Linked DNA regions of Mus musculus: region 2 is linked to region 1. The links are chromatin loops, found by intact Hi-C in ENCODE. Cell type or tissue: gastrocnemius. All regions are shown on one strand.

Evidence for each region. Peaks named below come from ENCODE experiments on the same cell type or tissue, not always from the same donor. Only the 100,000 strongest peaks of a DNase experiment are listed, where the experiment ranks them.
Region 2: a loop joins it to region 1, with 3 times the contacts of the local background. A loop is called at or near these places in 3 of 42 quality-filtered maps.

Annotation. Positions count from the first base shown.
Region 1 is chr2:12,705,344-12,713,343 of GRCm38, forward strand. No RefSeq gene overlaps it. Among named protein-coding and RNA genes, the nearest start is that of Pter, 210 kb to the right of the region's middle. In gastrocnemius, a CTCF peak has its summit at 3,865 (motif pointing right); DNase peaks (open chromatin) are centred at 3,888, 4,212, 4,456 and 4,654; H3K4me3 peaks cover 432 bases; H3K27ac peaks cover 566 bases.
Region 2 is chr2:12,918,572-12,926,571 of GRCm38, forward strand. It overlaps Pter (phosphotriesterase related), which reads left to right and starts at 5,470. Exons shown (of 6, transcript NM_001305437.1): 1 at 5,470-5,627. In gastrocnemius, no CTCF peak of the experiment used is centred here; DNase peaks (open chromatin) are centred at 3,997 and 5,409; H3K4me3 peaks cover 1,510 bases; H3K27ac peaks cover 1,646 bases.

The sequences.
Region 1 (8,000 bases):
GTGTTGGTAAACTTCATCTAAAAGCACCTATGACCAAATTACTGAATTCATTTTCTCACTGACCCCTGAAAGCTTTATGATACTATTTCATTAATACCACTAGTAAACAGAAGGGAGTCAGTGTGCTGCAGGTGGAAGAGTGGATGATTACCAATCTAGGAGAGTCCAGACATGATCAGCATTTTTTTGTAAGTTTTAAGCCTGTGACCTAATACTAGGGAGGCTGTGACCAGAGGATCAGGAGTATGGCCAGCATGGACTGCATAGCAAGACCCAGTTTCCATGCATAAATAAATAAGGGAAATTCAACAAGGCTACTGAGCCTCTGCCCCTTGTCTTCGGACAAGTGTCACAACCCGTGAGTCTCAGCTTCTGATCTTGGAATGAGCACAGCAGTACTTCATCTTGATAGCATTCTGGGGATATTTTGGTAAAAGATATCTATCAATTCTCTTAAGGCTACCCTAGAGGCCCATGAACACCGGTGATCAGGAGACCTGGAGAACAACCAGGAGAATTTAATTAGATCACAATGAGATAAGCAAGGTGGGTAAGTGAACTAAGATCTGAAATGGTTCAAAAACAGGAACCAGGGGAGAAACGACTCAGATGTGCACGTGTGACGAGAGGCTGCTCTCTAGCCTCAGCACATTGTGCTCTTGCAGTGCACATGAGCATTAGACACCATGGAATCCCAGCTACCCATGGAGACAGGCAACAGGTCCGGACCTAAGACAAGAACCAGATAACTTTTGATAGGCAAACAGACATACAAGTCCAGTTATAAAAACTAGAATATGTCAGGACTCAGAAACCAGGAAAAGAGTCTTTCAAGGTCAAGGTCAGAAGAGCATGAGTTTGTTCAAGGTGCCATAGTAAGGGAGAGCGATTGAATTATATCATGCTGTAATACTGAAAGGAGGAGTTTTCAATACTGAGATGAGCTAAGAGAAAAGTACTAGAGGATAGTAGAGATGAGGGAATTCAATCGCTCTGGGTCATCTGTGTTTGACGTTTGATACCTAAGATCACAGAAGCTTGGTCTCTGCCCTTCCACAGAGCTGGCAAGAGGTCACTGATGTGATATGGATATGTTACCACAATGTAACAGTAGCCAAGACAGCCACAGTCTTCTGTGATGGCTGCATTTCAAAGGGATATTTGTTGCCTAGATCTCTAAGGGATACCTTCTTAGACCCTAAGACAGTTGGGAAGCTGAGATAAATTTAACATCTCCATGGAAGTGGGAGGCAGAGAAAGAATTTATAATGTCAGATTTTATTAAGTAAAAGCTAAGAAAGAGAAAGATGTAAGTCTACACTCAGAAAGAAAGTCAAAATCTCGTCAAACTGTGGGAACTTTACGTCCTTCTTGGCCTGCAGACAACTTACAGCTACTGCTTACAGGACTTTTAAAGTTCAGCATCAAACAGGACCCAGGTGAGAACTCTCCCAGCTCCAGCGCACAGAGGAAAAGCTTGGGTCGTCATTTCAGTGTCCTACCAGAGAGGACAAAATACAGAAGGCATGGCACTACTTTGGGAAAAAAAATTGTCAAAGAACTCCCTTACTGCCTACTGGACTGTCTTTATTCCCAAGTTTCATCTTCCTAAGGGAGGCCGTCTTATTGCTGGTCTTGTTTCCAACTCTGAAACACTGGAATGGCGTTCCTTATATGGAGTCTCACTTCCTGGACTTACTTGCAGGAGCCTTTGAGAATCTGTCCCGTGTATCCAGGAGTCTGTTCTATGAGGATCGGGTCATTCCCACTATCAATATCTTCTGCTCTGAGTTCTTTTAGAGATTTTTGAACTGAGTGCTCATTCCTGCTTAGGTTCCTATCAAGGAGAACCCGAACCTTTGCCATTTCTGCTTTCGAGCGTCTACTACCACCAGCCAGGGATGGCGTTGCCTCTGGTTGCTGTTTGAAACAATAGAGAATTGGTATTGTCCCCAACGTAACAGGATGTAGCTCCCAGCTTGACGGCAACTGAAGTTGCTCGTGAGAATGATGTGTTGAAGCCCACGGTGGGCGAGCACTATCCAGTGGCAGACTGCCTGGCCTTCATTATGATGTGAGATACTGTGCATTTCCAATGACTCCAGGGACCTTGTAAAAAAAAAAAAAAAAAAAGCTCATTTGGTTTACTCTACTAGCTCCCCTTTTCCAGGTTTCAAGGTCACTTGGCTGGGAAAGAATGCAAGTGACAAACAATATCTTGCATTTAAGATTAAGCCAGCTGTCCAATGCTGCCATACTTTTACTAAGGAAATTTAATCTGCCAGTCTCTTCCGTCCTTAAGACTGAGCCTTTCCCAGGAGACTGCTCAGTCCCTGTGACACATAAATACTTCCTGGGCCTGGCCCATGTGACATCTTTGCTTACCCAGGCAGATGTGATTGTCAGTGGCATTTTTTATCCACGCCAGTGAGGAGTACTTAGGGACCCTGTGTAAATACAGCCACCCACATTAACGAATAGCAAAATGACTTGCTCTGGCCACAATAGTGGACTTTTTGGTTAATATTAGTGTTTGGAACTCAGTGACACATTTAAAATTAACATTCTCCTATTCAGTTAAGGAGGTAACTCTAGAGGGAAGGATGCACACTGCTTTTCCAAGTACTCAGTGGATCTATTATCACTTTGAATTTTGAGCAGAGCAATGTATTTCTCATGAACCATTCCCCTGTTTTTGAAAGTTGCTCTTAAAAAAAAAAAATCACCACTAACAGTTTAAGCATGGAATGTTCTTAATATCTTCAATATCTACACCAGTAGGAATGTGCTCTGTTCTCCAGAGTCAGTGTACTTAGCCACTAATTAATTGTTTGAGACCATATCTCTTTTATGTTGCCCAGACTTATGTAAAACTCCAGGTTTACAAGCCTCAGCTTCTTGAGTGGTTGGAAATAGACAGCTACTGCCATTAATTGCAGCTAACTCTTTCACATTTCATTGGAAAATAGGTGCCAGTGATTCTGAAGACAAGGATAAAAACCTAAAATACAGAGTTAGTCACTTATGGCATCAGGACCTTAGCTTAAAAGGTCTCTAGAGGTTCCCAGTCCCAGCTAACCTGGACTAGCAAAACAGAACAGACTGGCAATGCTTGAACATTTCAAAGAGAAGCATTAAGAAATACAAGTGATAGTTCTCATCAGAGCTGGCAGAAATTTCCTTAGACTTTAACTGGATTCGTTCCCTGTTAAAGTGCACATCACCAATCCGGTTAAAGAATAGTGTATAAGGATTTTTATCCCTGTATGTAGAGGACATATTGCAAAAGTAATGTTCTTTTAGTCACAGTCAGTGCTAAGTAAATTTTAAGCATGCTTCCTGTTTGGTTTGGCTATTTAAGTAAAATTCGTTTCCTGGAAAAGCTAAAACTATTGCTGAGAGAAGTTGCTGTCTGGATACACATTCGCTCTGCAGCTGTCTCCAGTGTCTGTTCTGATGCCTGGAACATAGTAGTCTTTCTACAACACACGGGAAGGACATGCCTGGAGGTTAATGAACTTCTTGATTTATAAAGAGATGATGACGCACTTAACTTATTATGATCCATCGTCCAAGGGCAGCTTGGATTCTATTGACCCTTCCGTTTGCAGATCTGAAACAGGTTAGGTGTTATCTAGGACCTGGTACCGTAGAAGTTCTTGTGATTTCTTGATTTTTTTCTAATTAGTAAAATGCAAGGTTTGAACAGAAAAACTCTAAGATTTCTTCGGGTCCTGAATGCCTTAATTTTCATCTGCTAGACTTATAGGTGCTAATGTCCAGCAACTCTGTACAATTAGAAGAACCCCACCCTTTAAAAGGGTGGAGATGGGGTTTGGGGTAGGAGAGAAGCAGCTTGCAAATTGCTTCATGTCCACTAGGGGGCAGGTTTTTACACATCTGCGGTTAAGAATGAGTAGACACAGAATCGTGCCCATGAGCTGCTATTGTGGCATAGGATTACAAGTTGCATAACACTTCACACTTGAACAAATACTTCACACGGAGAACACAGTGTCTTTCTTTGGCAGATAAGAGAAACTGGCATAGTCAGAGCATAGAAATTCACCAAAACCGTGGTCTAAGTTGCCAGCATCTGGTTTTTGCTTTGTACGTGTCTGTGGGATGCCTGAATTACTGAATGCTGTGCTCATGGAGGTTGCTGGGAAACCTGGGGATAGGTTTCACCAATGTTCAGGATACGAGGAACAACTACCTCACCCACGTGTGGCCTGCAAACGGGGTGGGATGAAGTCGTGAAAAGCCAGGTTGGAGAGACAGACTGCTTTCTGAAGCACTCAGAAGTGATTTTTTTTTTAAATCAAAGAAGAAAACATCTTGAAAAAATTGGCTGCTGGTGGTACTGTCTCCTCTGCATTGACATCATCCATCAACCAAGAGTGTAGGAGAACTGTCAAATACTGGCAGCCCTAGAGATAAGAGAAATCGCGGGCGCTTGAACAATGGCGAGTGTCTCAGCACACAGCTGGAGCCCCGCTTGGTGGTTATTTGGGGAGGGGTATAACGGGGAAGAGGAAGAACAAGCGGGCATTTGTTCAAATCCTCAATTAGAATGATCTGATTCATAATTTTATTTATTGTCAGAATAACTTTCTGCCCTGCCCTGCACATGGTGTGCGGCTACCGCCTTCTTCATTTTTCTGCTGTTGTTTGTACTTGGGTTTGGTGTTTCTCAATGTATTCTCCCTCACAGTAGCTGTTGACAGGTCCAGCCCTGTAACCATCTGGCTCCTGAAGTAATGAGACCAAATGAAATGGAGCTTGAAGAAATTAACATTCTTTCCTTAATCTATTAATAACTGAAAAGTGTTGATTTTAGTGACAGCCAGATACTTTATTATGAAGCATATTGGTTAATTAAGAGCATCATAATGAAGGTTATAGGAATGCATATCCCTCCAGAAACACATATTTTTAATAAGCATAATTTGATTCTTCTCACGCACTCCAAAAAAAAAAAAATCAGTGAAAATGTTATGCACAAAGAGAGTCTCAACAAAAAAATAAACACTTAATTTTTGTATGTACGTACCACACTACTGTTGTTTGGTTAAGTGTGCATCTCAAATACAGCTGCTGGATTCCAAAGGAATTTGCAGATAATTACAGGTCTTCCTATTTTATCCCTCCACTGTCTGAAAATACTCTCATCTCTCTACTAACAGCCCATGTTTGTGAGTCTTAGGCTCCTTACGGGGGGTAGGGAGGAAGGGAATCGTCCACATTGCCAAAATTAAAAAACGCACAGACTTTGGTATTTAGATCATAGATAATGATATTTCCTTGCTCAACTCTGATGTTTGCAAACATTTTCCTTGTGCCTGTGAGACTTTCATGAAAACTCTAGCTTGTGCACAGAGATGTCATTAATAATAGATGTGCTACGGCACCTTGGCTCACCTTTCCTGCCTATGGAGCTTGGAGAAGTTCTGGGTTGCGATTGTTATCCTGTTGCTGTGCATTGTGGATGTCCACTTCTAGCCAGTGGGTGCAAAAGGCACTCCCAGCCCTTATTAAGAAAGCCTGTTTTTTCTATGTTTGGTATCTCCATTTAGAGTTAACATGCATGTATACTTTTTAGGTAAATTCAGCAACACTTATTCCCCTTCTTAACAAGTATCCCACTTACAAAAGAAGACAGAAGTGGTTTCCCAAGGCTTCCTCCCTGAGACTGTTTGAAGCTATTTATGTGCACAGTCTCATTGCACACACCACTGTCCTGCTCTTCTGCATCCTTTCTCTCATTTTACCCTGCCTTACTCTGGCTACCCAAGAACTCCCTAGGTAACAGCTAATGTTCTCTCTCTCTCTCTCTCTCCCTCTCTCTCTCTCTCTCTCTCTCTCTCTCTCAAGAGATATGTATAACATATGTTTATAATTCAGGGGAAAACTAGCTCATGACACTCAGTATGTGAGTTTTCTCCTTTTGGTTACAATTATCCTGTTTGGTTGTCAAAGCTGGAGAATCAGCAAGCAAGGAGCTGGCCTTGGGTGTAAACACCGACTTTCTGAGCAGGAAAGCATCTGGCTTTTCCATTCTTTTTGCTGTGTTCAACCTCCGTTCCAGTTTCTTCCTATCATCATTTCAGATTCTCTTTCTGTCTCTGTGTCTCTGTCTCTCTCTGTCTCTCTCCCTCTCTCTCTGTGCTTTGCAATCCTTGTGCAGTTGATGCCAGATGTGTGTCAATACCTTATGACACTGTACCCTCAGCACTGGACTCAGAGGATATGGGAGCTCACCTTCTCACTCTGTGATAAGGCCTTCAGTGTATCTCTGTCAACCACTTGCCCCTGTTTATTTGGAGAACTAAGTCTATTTTCTGAAATATAGTTAAATGGAATTATTAAATAGAATAAGGCCCACTTAGCTTAGGGTATTGACAGTGTTCTAGAATTGCCATGTAGGGCCCTGCACCAGGCTGGGAATTGGCCAGTCTGCTTAGTCCTCTCTGAGTATTGTCATTGTAATGACTATTCAAAAAATACAATAGAAAACATTCAATCTCCTAATATAAACAAGGGACTAGAAGAATTATAAGACCAAATCAAGGACTATGTGTAGTGGCTTAAGATAATGTTTTGTAGCTATTTCCTCCAAATTCAGACATTCCTCCATAAGAGAAGACTTTCCTAAGACTTAGGAAGTAAACAAAACTTACAGGCCCACCTCCTAAGAAAATGAAACCCAAAATTCACAAGGTTACAAAAGCATAAACAAGTAGGTAGACTAAGACTCTCCTACCAGAACTGCCAACAAGTCCTAGCCCGGTCAGAGTCAGGGTGAGAGGGTGGGGCAGTATTATGGCAGCCTTCTATGGTCACCCATGCTTGGGTATACAAGCCCTGGCCATACAGCCAACCATTGAGTTACCCATGCATCTATAAGTAACCCCAATAATCTCACCAGTTCACTAAGCTGGATATGTGTGGAATCTTTTCTTTGGCCTACTAGGCATGAAGACAAATTAGTTCACATCTCCATAGGAAAGGCTTCCAAGACACTCATTCTTAGTACATGTTGCATAATTAAGTGTTAATAGCATATAATTAAGTACTCCATATGGTACATTACATGAACACTATGTACAATATAGTGTGTACGTGTGGTACATGTCATGTGTATGGTTGAGGTACACTGCTGAATTATTCTTTCAAAGGATTAGGGAACAGGGAAAAAAGAAATAAAATGTTGGAAAAAATAATCTCTCAAAATCAGTGCCATATAAATCAATGCCAGTGAGTGGACTTGAGGGGATTATCAAAAATGCATCTATCTTAGTGATGCTCTGATGCCTCACTAAGCCATATGAAAAGTATCCACCCCTTTCACATCAGTTGTGTCAATGGGAAGGTATAAAAAATCAACACAAGGCCCAGAGCAAACTTGTTACTCGAGAGCCTCGTGGATACAGTAGGATTGGTCCAAGTTCTCCACCTAGTCTTAGAATCACCATCGGAAAACATCTACATTAGCTGGCTCGCCTGTCTCTGGGCTGACACAGTTGCCTCCCTTCCTGTGTTCATGTTACCAAACCATTTAGACAACTCTCTAGCTTGAACCTGCCTTGTATTCTCTCAGTCAGTATGATTCTTTTTCCTATGAACCATGTGCATTACAGCTGAGGGTAATTTGAAGTCAATTTACCTGATCAGAGCAACAGCGTCAGATAATATTGTGAATGTATTATGTATATTTGCTGACTTAAATTATTACCTTACAGTTTATTTTTATATTTAAGGATTAAAGAGCCATGTCTGGCACAGAAGGCTGTTCTGTAACTTGCAGATGGCATGGGTCACACAGTAAACTACTGATGTATTCTTGTGGATTTTCTTTTTCTCATTGCTGGGTGAGGTTGGGTTATTCTGTCTTATTATAGGTACAATGACAGACATGGAAATCTGCTAATCTTAGATTGAAAATGTGGAATATAAAAGGATGGACCATGTAGACACTAGCATATCCGGGGATCCATCCC
Region 2 (8,000 bases), 210 kb after region 1:
AACTTCTTTAAATTTAAACTGTAATTGCTCTTCCCATCTACAAAACATCAGATACAGCCCTGATGATTCCAGACAAGTTGCTTGCACATAGTTTATCAGTTAATTTATACACCAGTCTCGAATGGTATAAGCTCTTGTCCAGCTTCAACATGTAAAGTTTCTCTGTTGCCCCAGGGCAGCTTCTTAGATTCTCATCATCCCTCATAAGCTGGAGCACATATAAAATTTTCCTCATTGTGTGGCATGGCCAGGCCTAACTGGACAAAGGCTGGGAAATAGAATCTTTAATGGAGCAGCCATGAACTCCACTATATTACCATTATGATAGAAAAGAAGAATGAAACTTAAAGGCAACCAGAAATTATCCCAAATAGTACTTCCATTTTATAATGTTATCAGGAATTTTGGGGAGTCCCAGAAGAGTTAAAACACATTATTGGGAAAATGAGGGACCCTTCTTTGGGTCCCTAATTTCATTAATAATGGACTTTACAAAAAAATTCAAAAGAAAGTTCTAAGACAATTTCATTAGAATTTAAAAGGAAAACCCCATTGGCAGACAGTGATAAATCTCTGCAGCTGCCTAGAGAAGAAAGATGGAAAAGAGAAAGAAAAAAAGGTCCAGCTATTTGAGTTAAGCCAACATGGAGTTTGGCCACATGGCAGACAAATAGCTGAATGATGGGTGGAAAGCATTAGCAAAAGGATGGAAAAGTCCAAACATGGAGGCTCTGGACAGCACATAAGACAAAAAGACAGAAGAGAAGAAGGTAAATTTACACCTTTCTGTGTCAGGATTCAGGAAGGAAGCAACTTCACTGAGGGTGCAGATTTCCCAATACAAACATTAAGGGATAATTATTCATCCCAGGTGGACCTGCTTTCCTGAGGAGTGGCCCCTTTGCCATGTGACTGACTGGTTCAGATCCAACTCCATTAACTTTAAGGAGGAAAACAGTAATATGTCTTCTCCCAGAGGTGAATTCCATTCTTAATTGTAACATTATGAGGGTACTATAGTAAGAAAAGTAAAGTCCTACAGCAAGCAAATAGAGGAGCTAGGCATTAAAGCCAAGTTCAGCCAGAGGCGGGACCATCTGTAAGTGTTCCACATAAACTTCCACATTTGCTGTTCACCACTGAAGGAAATCAGGATAAGAACTCAAAGAGAATAGGATTTTGGAGGCAGCCGTTGATGCAAAGGCCACAGAGGGGTGCTGCTTACTTGCTTGCTCCCTATGTGTTGCTCAGTCTGCTTTCTTAGAGAACTCACGATCATCAGCCCTGAGACAGAACCACCCAACATGAGATGGGTCCTCTCCTACTGATCACCAATGGAGAAAATGTCTTATACCTGGACTTCATGGAGGCATTTCCTCAACTGAGACCTGTTCCTCTCTGATGACTCTCGCTTGTGCCAACTTGACACACAAGACTAGCCAGTACAGCTATATACCAAGAAGAGAACTTGCTGAATTATGTGGTAACATTGCTTCCTTTCTTTCTTTTCTTAAGGAACTTTTTCACAAGAGGGTGTGGTTTGGTTTTCCAAGGCAGCCCTGGCTTACCTCAAAATCACTTGTGATTCTCTCTGCCTTGGCCTTTTGGGTGCTGGGATTAGAGGCATGATTGATGTTCCTGGCTGTGCCAAAATATCTTTTAATACAAACTGGCCAATGATCCCTAAGAAAGATTGTCTAATTACCTACAGACATTCTACTCAGTAAAAGTTTCACTCAACTGGAAGATTATGTGTTTTCAACTTAATTTTAATACCCAAAATGATTTTTAATTTATTTTTCCATTATTTCATTGTTATGATGATTATTATTTGAAGTACTGGTGATTGAATTCAGGATCCTGAACACACAAGCCTTACTTCATTATTGAACAGGAAGATAAAAATACATTAAATACTTACTCTGGGGAAGATTATATGATGAATAGAAATTGAACATAAAAATTACATGCTGAGCGTTTGGTTCTGCTCCTTTTATGCATTGGTCGCCACTACGTTTCCTAGAAATGATAGGAATGGTTCACGAGGTTCACTACACTATGATCAAAGTTGAAACTAAGAACATCTCAAGCTGCCATAGACGATAATGCCTAATTAACAACTATGCTCTACAGTGGCAGCATTTACAGCAGATGCGCTTTACCTCGTCTGTGCTCCCCATCTCGTCTCCTGATGCTTTTCTGGATTACTCTAGGTTTTGTCTTCCTGAGTGTTTCTAGAAACTGTGTACATAATTAAAACAATTCACCCGGATTATGAAAAACCTGAGTATTTCTTGCATGTTAACCCAGACAGCAAGGGGCTATGAAGGTCTGGGTTTGATCTCATCCTCTCTCTGCCAATTTAGCATGGCTGAGTACAGGCACGGTTGAAAGTCAAAGACCCAGTGAAAGTGGAAAGCAAACACTGTAGAAATGAGAATGCGTTTGAACTGAATCCTTAACTGTGAGGGTGATTTAAAAACCTTTGGTTCCTTAATGATGTGAGTTTTTAAACTTCAGTATTTCATCATGGGCATTGTTACCCCAGGATTCAAACATATGTCCAAGGGAAGTTTCCCCAGAAAGAAAGACTAAACACTGAAGAGGAGCCCAAGCTGATGTTAGGTTACCATTGAGAGTTAAACAGCACAGCATTTCACGGCTGTTATTCTTGTTTCATTATATACAAAGCTAATAGATTCTGAGGTCAGCAAAAGGGTTTGGTTTTTTTTTTTTTATTTTATATTTTTAAACAGATGCAGGATATCTGCTGTGACATAGCATATTCTACATGTGACAGGGAAGTTGTGCCCACCCATAAAATGTCAACAGCGTGGCTGCCTAAACAAGGCTCAATAATGACAATACCAAGTGACATGCCCACATGAGTGTGAGAAATCTCACATGGTCTTACTCATAGATGAAGTGTTAAAATGAATGACTATTGAGAGAGGAAGAACCAATCTTTTCCAGGAAAGAGCTCCCAAACAACTGGTGCAACCCAAGTGGTCTACACACATATAACATATGAGTGTAACATATAACATATGAGTGAAACTAAGCTAACTCAGCAGATTATACTTATAATGTATGTGGATATATGAAAATAATCATCAAAAATTCAGAAGCCGTGTATTTGAGAAGGAAATGAGAGTAGTACATGGGAGAAGTTGTAGGGAGAACAAGACAGGGGAAATAATGCCAATATAATACTTATATATGAAATCACAGTAAATAAATATCTTATTATTTTTATATATATGTGTGTCTGTGTATGGGTCTGTACGTGTCAGTAAAGGTGCCTAAGGAAGTCAGAGAATGATGTTGGAGCCTCTGGAACTGGAGTTACATGAAGCTGTGAGATGCCCAGCCTGGGTTCTGGAAACTGAACTGGGGTCCTCTATAAGAGTAAGAGATGAGCATCTCTCCAGCCACTATTTAATTTATTTTTAAACTTCGACGTTATTCGTTATTCAACTTGCAGCAGCATACAAATAACATACAATATACATCAAGACAACAATATACAGTTAGACCCAACATGCTAGAGTGTTTCACAGTTGTCTATGGTCGCACTTTACTGAGGGGAGGGGTGTTTAAATATAAATAAATGGTTTACATATTAATTTGCGATTTCATGATTCCCTTAATGATAATGAAAGCTTATGGTCATTCTCCTTTCCTGCGATCTTTTTAAGGTGTAAAATGCCACAGAAGAAAGAGTCCGCATGTGAAATCTGAATGCTGCTCGGTGGGTTTAATGTGGGCGGTAGAGAACTTTATCATTTCCCTAAAGGAAAAAAACTGAAGTCCGTTTTTAACATGAACCTTGTGCATAATTTCATCCCTGGGAGAGTGGACTGCTAAAATACAGAACATAATAAGTAATGGACTCTTAGGCCTCTCCGTAACAACCATTGCCAGGCACACTTTTATACGGCTTCATGGTTACCGTGTGAGCAATGAACAGTGGTAGCCAGCCCTGAAATCACGCCAGAAGCCTCCCTCGACCCATCTATTCATTATATCATCCCAGTGTGAGCCCCACTCATGGGAACAATATTCAAGTCTCCCAGGACGCAAAGGCAAGACTTACTCATGGGAGGGCATTCTGCTCTTCCTAACTTCCACATTTATTCTCCCCCTCTCTTAGTTTGAGACCCTATGTTTATTCTAGGATTTACCTAGCTAAATTTTTCTCAATATCTGCCCCTTACTAACCCCCTTATCAAGGGCTTCTCCTACTGTAGCATTGCTTAAAAAGAGAAGTAATCGAGGAAAGAAAGAGAAGGGAACTGTGTAACTTTCCTTCTTTCTTTCCTTCTGACTTAAATAAAAGTATTTTCTGCCTTCCAATCAAAGCTCCCTAAGAAGATATGGTACCATGGTTGATATAAACTAAACTGCAGTTTAGTCCTGGCCTAGAACTTGAAGAGCCTTCTCTAAGTCTGTTTCCTTGTCTGTAATCAGAGAAAAACTGCCTGCAGACTGGCTTCGCAGATAAAGGTGATTTGCCCATCTGAATTCCATCCCAGAACCCATATAGTGAAAGAAATTCCGAGGAAAACCGTTTTCACCTACACACAATACAATGTAACAACCTTTAAACAAGTAAAACTCTATTTTTAAACGTTAAGCAGAAACAGGTTGGTTTCCAAGTGTAACAGAACTGCCTTCATAAGCCATTGATTCTTAGCTCTAAACCTGTCTTCCTTAGAAATGACTGCTCTAAGTTCTTCCTCTTCCTCGGATTTCAGATTAAAATGAAATGGGAGTTCAATGCAGACAGGTAAGACTTTGTATGGTGACAGCGGCTCCTAAGACCATGATTTGCAGACTAGTGCATATTGACTGAGCTTGGTTCAGTGATGCCAAGTAGTAGGGCTGCTTCATGTGGTCTAGTACAGCACTCAAGTTTTAAATGCAGCAAGCAGGTCCAGGAAAACGAAAAAAAAAAACCAAAACAAAACAATCAACAAAAGAGAGAAAGCCAGAATTCCCTGTGTTAATCATAGGGATACAAAACGCAGCATGACATCAAATTGGCAGTGCTTGTCTTGGAGGACACAGGAAAAAAAAATTACTCAAGGAGTCTGTAATTGAGACCTGGGCAAAATCCAGTAGCTTACTTTCTCCTTGGGGATTTCACATCAGCTGAGCCAAAGAGAAATGGGATAATTAGGATGTAGACTGGGTGGGCTCTTAACTCAGCCTCTGAGAGCAGTTTAGCTGCAAACTTCAGGCTTGCTCCTGAGTAGGGCCTCCAGCTGGTGGGAGTTCAGCCTGGACTTAAAATCCTCCCTGTCAGAGCAGAAACCTAATGGGCGGGGTTTCAGAGCTGGCGCGGGCTCACAGGGAGTGGTTTTAAATCTGAGTGGGAGTGACTTAGGGTCAGTGGGCGGGGAAAAGGCTAGTGGACATGCAAAGTGGGAGGATCGGAGGGAGGGGACGGCGGCAGGGTGAGGCGATGATGCGGTGGGGGTGGGGGTGGAAGAGAGAGACAACTTCCCAAAGGGAGGGGAAGCCGACCTAGCTCAAGTCAAGTTCCCAGGGGGAGAAGGCGGCGCACAGCGCGGAATGAAGGAAGCCCCGGAGCTGGTTAAGTAGCTGTGGACCTGGTAGGAAAGGTGAGGACTTAGGCCTGGAACTCAGGGCTTGTCCTGCAAGCAGCCACGTGGAGCGGCACCCTGGGAAAGGGGAAGCGGCCCTGCCACCTTTCTCTGGAGGTCCCGGAGTTGCAAAGACCATGGGGCCTGGCTTCAGGAGCCTTGGAGAACTGACTTGGGCTCAGAGGGCGCTGACCTTCCCCCAACCTCAGGTCTCCCAAAGTCTGATTTGAAAGCTCGAGGCCCTGAGCAGGTCCCGTGCTGTACTTGCTCGGTTCTGTCTGACTGCTGAACTCTAGGGACCTGTTGCAGTAGCTTTGCTCTCCCTACATGGGCTGAAATGGAAGGTGGAGGCATCTGTTCCCTGCTCCGGTTTCTTTAACAAACTTCAACAGCAGAATCCACTTTCTCCTGGATTGTTTACCTTCTTGTAGCTGTATTGCAACACTTAAATGTGACTCCTTAGATATCTGAGCAAAGTTTATACGCCCTGATTCTGAGTGGTGGCTGTAAAGATGCCTTAGATATAGTGATACCTGCCAGGGCAGACATCTTCAAATCTCCTCCGACATGGAGTGACTAACAAGCGTTTACTTTTTGTACTCAAGGATACTGCTTTCGTTGCGACAAAGAAAGAATGAGTGGTCCCGGGGACTAGACAACCACTTGGACCATTCCATTTTAGTTTACATAGACAGAAGGGATGGATGGATGTCCAACAGTATCCTTGAGGCCTGGTGCCATTCTATAAATAATGAATTCACGCCAAAAAAAAAAAAAAAAGAAAGAAAAGAAAAAGGAAAGGGAAGAAGAGAGGAGACAAGGAGGGAGAGGGGGAAAGAGAGAGAGAAAGAGAGAGAATCGCAGTGCGCACCGAAAAGAAAAAGATCAGACTATTTCTGACTATCAATCAGTCAGATGACAATTTTCAAAAGGATAATTTGAACACCAGATTCTGCTAGTGTGTCTTTATGAAATTATGATTTTATTTATGGAGGCTGGATGTTACTTTAAAATTATCAAAGTAACTGAAACATAGTATATGTAGTTTTGGAGTCAAAGAGGAAACAGATTTTATTTCTGTTCCTGGTTCCTGAATCCTAGGGATGTCCAAGTACTTATTTTTTGAAATTTACCTAAACTCTAAAGTCTAATTAATTACACAGCCTTGCCAGATAGCTTCATGGTATGGATGAGCAAAATCCTATACAGAATGTTCAAGCAATACAGCTGGAAGGTGTTAGGAGGAGTGGTTTTTGTTTTGTTTTGTTTTGTTTTTCCTGACTCCAAAGCCTGTCCTCTTATCTCTTAGACTATCTCCACCTTGAATATTATTGGCAGGTCCTCCCTCCAATGTATATATCATGAATTGGGCTACAATATAAGAATCATCTCTGGCTTGGTACACCAATGCCAGCTACTCAGGAGGCTAAGGAGGGAGAATTTCAAGTCCCAAGCCAGATTGGGCTACAGAGTAAGACCCTGTGCTGTACTGGCCTAGCATGCATAAAGCCCAGTGTGCAACCCCAACAATAAAAGAATAAAATAATCTTATTTTAAAGAGAAAGGAAATGGCTGCTGATTGGAAGAACTTGGACCTATGAGGCCTCTCTCTGGTTCCAGTTCTGTAGTCACAGAGCTCTGTACACATTGCTTATCTTTCCTAGGTACATAGACGTTCATTGATCTCCAAGTTGTTACTCAACCTAATACTCTATGGATTTATGAAAATAAGATACTGCTTTTAGTTAATGGTGTTTTGGTCACATCTGGTGTTGAAATTACAAGGTGGCCAGAAAGGGTTACTTTATTCAATCAATAAATATGTATTCTGTGCCTGAGTGCTCCTGGGGATTGTAATGAGAGCAAGAGAAATAAAGGCAGCAGACTCTTGAGTTTATATTCTGTTTGGGAGTGAAGGAGCCACCAAATAAATGTACATATTAATATCAGATTAAATTAGTGTGCAGCTCCAACCTGTAAGTCAGGGGCTGTGATGGGTAAGAGCAGAGTGTGCGCTTTAGGTTTGGTGATGGAATGGTCTCACCAATTCAGATTCAGATGTAGGAAGATCAGAAGGACTTAGAGATGTCCCTTTTACTGGGACCGACTAGGGCAGGAAAAGCATGAGCAAATCTGAGGGATTCTAGGAACTTCTGGAAGGTTTCAGCGTCTGACTCAAAATGAAGTTGGAGATTCGAGTGGGAGCAGGTTAGGTAGGGATTTGTGCCATTCGGAAAGGACTGTATATTTCAGTGTTCATCATGGCACAGAGGAGTGACATGAAGGTGGGTATGTTGAAGAAAAAGCAGAAGCTGAGGGTGGCTCAGGTGATGTCAGTGGTGGTGGAGGTGAAGTGTCACATGATTGCTAGAGCATCGCCATGTTTACTTT